Regions from separate parts of the Homo sapiens genome. Here region 2 is linked to region 1. Evidence: chromatin loops called from intact Hi-C (ENCODE). Cell type or tissue: ascending aorta. All regions are shown on one strand. Region 1 has its middle 40 kb from the start of LINC00593. Region 2 has its middle 4.4 kb from the start of DRAIC.

Region 1 (2,500 bases):
TGGCAAGGGGAATGGCACGTGGGAAGGGCTTGGCAGAGGGCAGGGGTGTCTGCCGCCTTTCCCAGCCTCCAGCAGGGTCTCGGAATGTTCTGGCCCACTTTGGAGTCTTAAAAGGACATGTTGGGATAAAAAAAACACTTACAGAGATTTTTGGAATGTGGGCCACAGAGAGAACATAATAGAAGGCCAAGGCTAAGGTCCTCCAAGGAGAATCACACGAGACCTGAGGGGGCCTGGGGCCGGGTGCGTGAGGACACATTCTCATGGGATGCCATCTCATAATGAGTGCCAACAGGACAGCTGGCCCCAAAGTGGCATTCCCCAGAAATGACTGCACTGCACTGGGTTTTGTCTCTGTGGCCTGTGACAGACCACTACCCTGTGCCTCAGTTTTCTTGTCTGTAAAAAGGGACAATTGGACTTCATCAGAGGCCACACATTAGTCTCAGGTGCTTTCTTTTTAAATTTGAATTCTTTCTATATTTAAAATGGGAATGTTTTACATTATCATTGTATTTTCTGGCTGTTCTTAAAAAAAAAAAACAAAAACGAATGTCCAGAAATCCTGCGCCTGCTCAGCAATCATCTGTGTGGCAGTCATCCCCCAAGTCCTGGCTTTCCTTTCCCTTGATGTGACCTTGTGTTCCCCTTGGGCATTCAGGCTTGTCCCCAACCCTTGCCCTGGCCACACACTTCCTGGGGTTCCTTCCAGCGTGGGCATCTGTGGTTAGGAGTGGACAGTGGGACGGGAGCTCACTGGGACAAGCAGTGCCTAAGGGCCCGGGCCCTAGGTGCTTAGCACGGCGCCTTCACTACCCACTGAGTGACCCTGGGGAGCCACCTCCCCCGTGCTTTCATTTTCCTCATCTATTAAAAGAGGGAGGTGGTTGAAACCATCAATAAGATCCTTTCAAGCTCTCACTTTTGATTCAGGCAAAAATGCCATTTGCCTGAATGAAATGGAACTGTGATTTCAATGCTGTGGAATGTGGCCGTCCCAGCCCTTGAAAACTTCATGACAGAGAGTGAGAGAGAGAGGAAGGAAAAGAAGGAAAGGGGACCCTAGCTAGTAGTGAGGTCTGAGCAAGTATGTGGCTCAGGCCGACCTGCTGAGACTGCTGGTGGGGTTGAAAGAAGCAACCCAGTCTCCTGGAATTCCTTCCAGGTCAAGGTCTTGGAATGCCTCCAACCCCACCCTTTCCAGAAGCCCAGGGCTCTAGGTTAAAGCTGAGGGTGTACAAATCAAACATTCACAGGGGTGGAGGCACAGCCAAATTTTTGGTGTACTCCGTGCCAATGGAGACTTCCTAATAAGTAGCCAGACTGAGGGAGAGTGTTTGGTCATCACGTGAGCAGGAGGGGCCTGCCCTGGGTGTCAGGAGACTCTGCGGTCACTCCAGCTCTTTCCTAATTGCTATTATTTTATTTATTTGGACTTCAATATTATTGACACCTCAATATTATAAAATAAATATTATTTTATTTATTTGGACCTTATTTATTTCTCATTTGTCAAACGAGCTTGAAGCAAACAAGTAATCGAGTCAACCTGTTCTATCTGACTCCTAAGAGGAAAAACAGGAGAGAACAGAAGCCAAATTCTTGGAAAGAAATGAATGTCCCACCAGGTGGCTTGTGGCGTTTCTTGGGAGAGTCCTCTCTGTGGTTTCTGTATCACATTTTCTCCGGGACAGTCTCACTGGCTCAGTACCATTGGGGGCCTGCCTGGTTCAGCCCCAGCAGACAGAGGGCTCCTTACTAAGCCTTCCAATCAGAGGGGCGCCCGCAAGCAGACAGAGACCTGAAGAAATACACACCACTCAGGGACTCAGCACAACCCACACACTGCTAGCTCTGTGGTCTCCTTAACCTGTACAGCATCCTCCCTGCCTCGGGTACTGAAGAAGGTGGGCAAGATGTCCCCTAGCTGCTGGGGAGGACCCCCAGAATCTTGACAGGCCTTGGGAATAGAGCCCTCTTCTGCAGGCAGTCCTTGGGAAGCTGGACACAGTGAGCTACAGAAGAAGTTTAAAGATCTGTTAGAGGCACAGATGTATCTAAATTCACAGGCAGTACTGTGAAGAGGCCTAGAAGGATGCTGGATTTAGGGGCCTGGCTTTGAAGTCCTGTCCTGATGACAGGGTACTGGTGGCCCATGATTTCATTTTCCTGAAGCCCCAGTTTCTGTACCTGTGTAATGGGGAAACACGCCTGCTGGCCCCCGCACAGCATCGTTGTGAGAAGAGATGGAAGAAGGTAGCTTTCAGGCTGGTTGGATAACTGCTGCCAATGGGAGCATGGAGTTGAGCAGCTGAACTTTTTTTTTTTTTTTTTTCAGACGGTGCCTGTCAGTCTCATTCTTGTTGCCCAGGCTGGAGTGCAATGGTGCAATATCGGCTCACCACAACCTCCGCCTCCCAGGTTTAAGCGATTCTCCTGCCTCAGCCTCCCGAGTAGCTAGGATTACAGGCATGTGCCACCACGCCCAGCTAATTTTTTT
Region 2 (2,500 bases), 240 kb before region 1:
TGAAAAAATGTTTAATTATGAGTCTACTAAGCAAATGACATTATACCAGCTCCAACTCAACTCCTACAGTTATTTATAAATTAGATGAAATGCGAGATGTGGGTGCATGTTAAGATGTTAGTTATGATGTAAGGGTGGTGCCTCCAGATGTGAAAATGGATGCAGAGGAGGATGTGCGTTTTGGGGGTCCCAAAGCTCACACAATTTTAGGACCTTTCTTTAAGAAAATGGATGCAGCACTTGAACCCGGGAGGTGGAGGTAGCAGTGAGCTGAAATTGTGCCACTGCACTCCAGTCTGAGCGACAGAGTGAGACTCCCTCTCAAAAAAGAAAAGGAAAGAAAAGAAAATGGATACAGCAATATCTTACTTCTGCAAATTTTAGCCAAGCATATGACCAGGTGAACACTCAGTATGGGTACTTCCAGAGCTCTGCAATGACCAGTGCAGGTCATTGCACTGCATTCAGAGAGGTTCTGAAGTCCAAGATTCCTCAGCCTGATGGTAAATACTCCCCAGGGTGGATGGGTTGTTACATCAATTATAGTAGAATGAGCTTGGAAAGTGCTGTCACCCCAGGCTTGGAGAGTCACACAATTCCTGTTAACTCTTTAAATGTTCTGAGAAAGTCCTCCAGTTCAGAAAGTTAACTTTATTTGACCCAGAGTTTTCAAAACTTGGTTTTTTTTCTTTTTCTTTTTCTTTCTTTTTTTTTTTTTTTTTTTGCTATAGAGACCCTCTCTGGGTGAACATTTTTGAACATCTCAGAAAGGGCTGGGAAAGGTTGACTTAGTCCCTTCTGCCTTCCGCTGCCCCCGCAATGCTCTTTCATTTTATGAAGAAGGAAACAGCAAGGACTCTGACTTCTCTGTTATCTCAGAAAAGAGCTGAAATTATCCCTCAACCTCAACCTCAGGTTGCAGACACGGCAGGTCAGAGAGGAGTTTTTCTGCAGAGGGTGGTCAGGGAGGAGAGGGGTTAGCTTAGAGGACAGGGCCAGACCTACTCATAAGGTATTTCTAATGTAGCGAAACACTTCCTCCAGAAAAAAAAAAAAAAAAAAAATTCCACACCTTTCTCTTGTTCAGAATTTTAAAAGAATGGGGCATTTTGCTTCAGATGGGGGCAAAAGTGGCTTGATGTGTGGATTCCTGTGTCTCACTTTCTCTTGCTTTCTTCTTTAAGAGTTTAGCCCAAGCCTGGAAACATCATTTTCAGGTCCCTGTGCAAAATGGAAATGCTGGGGCTCCCTGTTCTAGAATTATTCAGAATTTCAAGAGAGCATTCAACCAAGTTGGGGGTGGTGCCCTTTGGAGCTCAGGCCCTGAATAACTAGCCTCATAGGTTGCGTGCCCATGAAGCCAGTCCTAGTTAGTGCATATTCGTGTTTACTTATTTCAAAGTTCAAAGTTCTGAAGATATTTAGAGTCTGTATGTAAGGCCCAGTGGCGTAAGAGCTTTTAACATAATGAGCCAGATCTGGGCACCAGCGTGGAGATGCATTTTTACAGGGTGAATCATTAATTGGGCATTCTAAGAGTCACTCAGCCTTTTCAATGATTCATCAGCCATGCTGATGCTGTTGTGTAGTTCATATTATTGTTGTAATTAGCTGATGCTTGTCAAATGTAAACCTGGCTCTAACCTGGGTGTTTTCAAAAACAGCACTAGTTACTGTGTATTCAGGTAGAGGGGGTCAGCATACTGTAACTCTCTGTTTTCCTGACTTGTAATAATTAACCCCTTCTCTCAGGGGACGCACTCTCATTGTCTTTCCTGTAAACAGTTGGTAATTGTGAGTGGAGCTGTGGAGTGAGAAAGTGGGTACTGCTTTTCCTGTTTCAAGGGCCTGCATGTTCAGAAGCAGCAGTGTGGCATGGGAGATGTTATAGCAGCAGAGTCAGGGGCCAGTTCTTTCACTGCCTGATAACTTGGGCTTTCCAAGGGAAAGGGAGGGAGGTGGTCACTGCGGGTGAGACAAAGAAAGTGCTTGGTAAGGGATTTCTGGGATCCTTGAGCCCAGAGTGGATTAGATGGGATTAGAGACCCACTCTGAGCTGTTTCTACCTGCATCTTAATCCACTCCAGAGCTGAGGCTTCCTGATCCCTCTAACCAGGTGCATGTTCACTGGGCTTCCAGCTTCCAAGCCTTCTACCTGTGGAATGCTTGGTCCAATGTCTGGGGCACCCACTCTTACTCCAAACTCCTCCAGATCTGCAGAGTGGCCCAGCATATTCTCTTCTTGAAAGGAGGTCTTTGCCTAACAGAAGTAAGTCTGTAACCCTAGGCTGATTGGAGAAAGGGGTGTGGTGTTTATGTGACCTGTTTTCTTGCCTCCAGGGCAGGTCAAGGAATCCTTCCTTGACCCTTAAAAACAGCAGTGGTTTTAACAAGTTTTCTCCTTTTTGCTTTTAACTTTTTCTTGGTTCATAGTCTGCATGCTACTGTCTCATGGAGCCAGGAGCAGAGCAGGAGAGGGGGAAAGCTGGGGTCTGATGGA

Evidence for each region. Hi-C counts contacts between places; a loop is a spot of excess contacts. Peaks named below come from ENCODE experiments on the same cell type or tissue, not always from the same donor. Only the 100,000 strongest peaks of a DNase experiment are listed, where the experiment ranks them.
Region 2: it touches region 1 in a loop (2.1-fold over the local background); 1 of 110 quality-filtered maps calls a loop at or near these places.

Annotation. Positions count from the first base shown.
Region 1 is chr15:69,794,068-69,796,567 of GRCh38, forward strand. No RefSeq gene overlaps it. Among named protein-coding and RNA genes, the nearest start is that of LINC00593, 40 kb to the right of the region's middle. RefSeq lists an enhancer at 228-730. In ascending aorta, no CTCF peak of the experiment used is centred here; DNase peaks (open chromatin) are centred at 144 and 1,174; H3K4me3 peaks cover 1,318 bases; H3K27ac peaks cover 2,386 bases.
Region 2 is chr15:69,556,065-69,558,564 of GRCh38, forward strand. No RefSeq gene overlaps it. Among named protein-coding and RNA genes, the nearest start is that of DRAIC, 4.4 kb to the right of the region's middle. RefSeq lists enhancers at 1,996-2,499, 2,500. In ascending aorta, no CTCF peak of the experiment used is centred here; a DNase peak (open chromatin) is centred at 1,477; H3K27ac peaks cover 1,694 bases.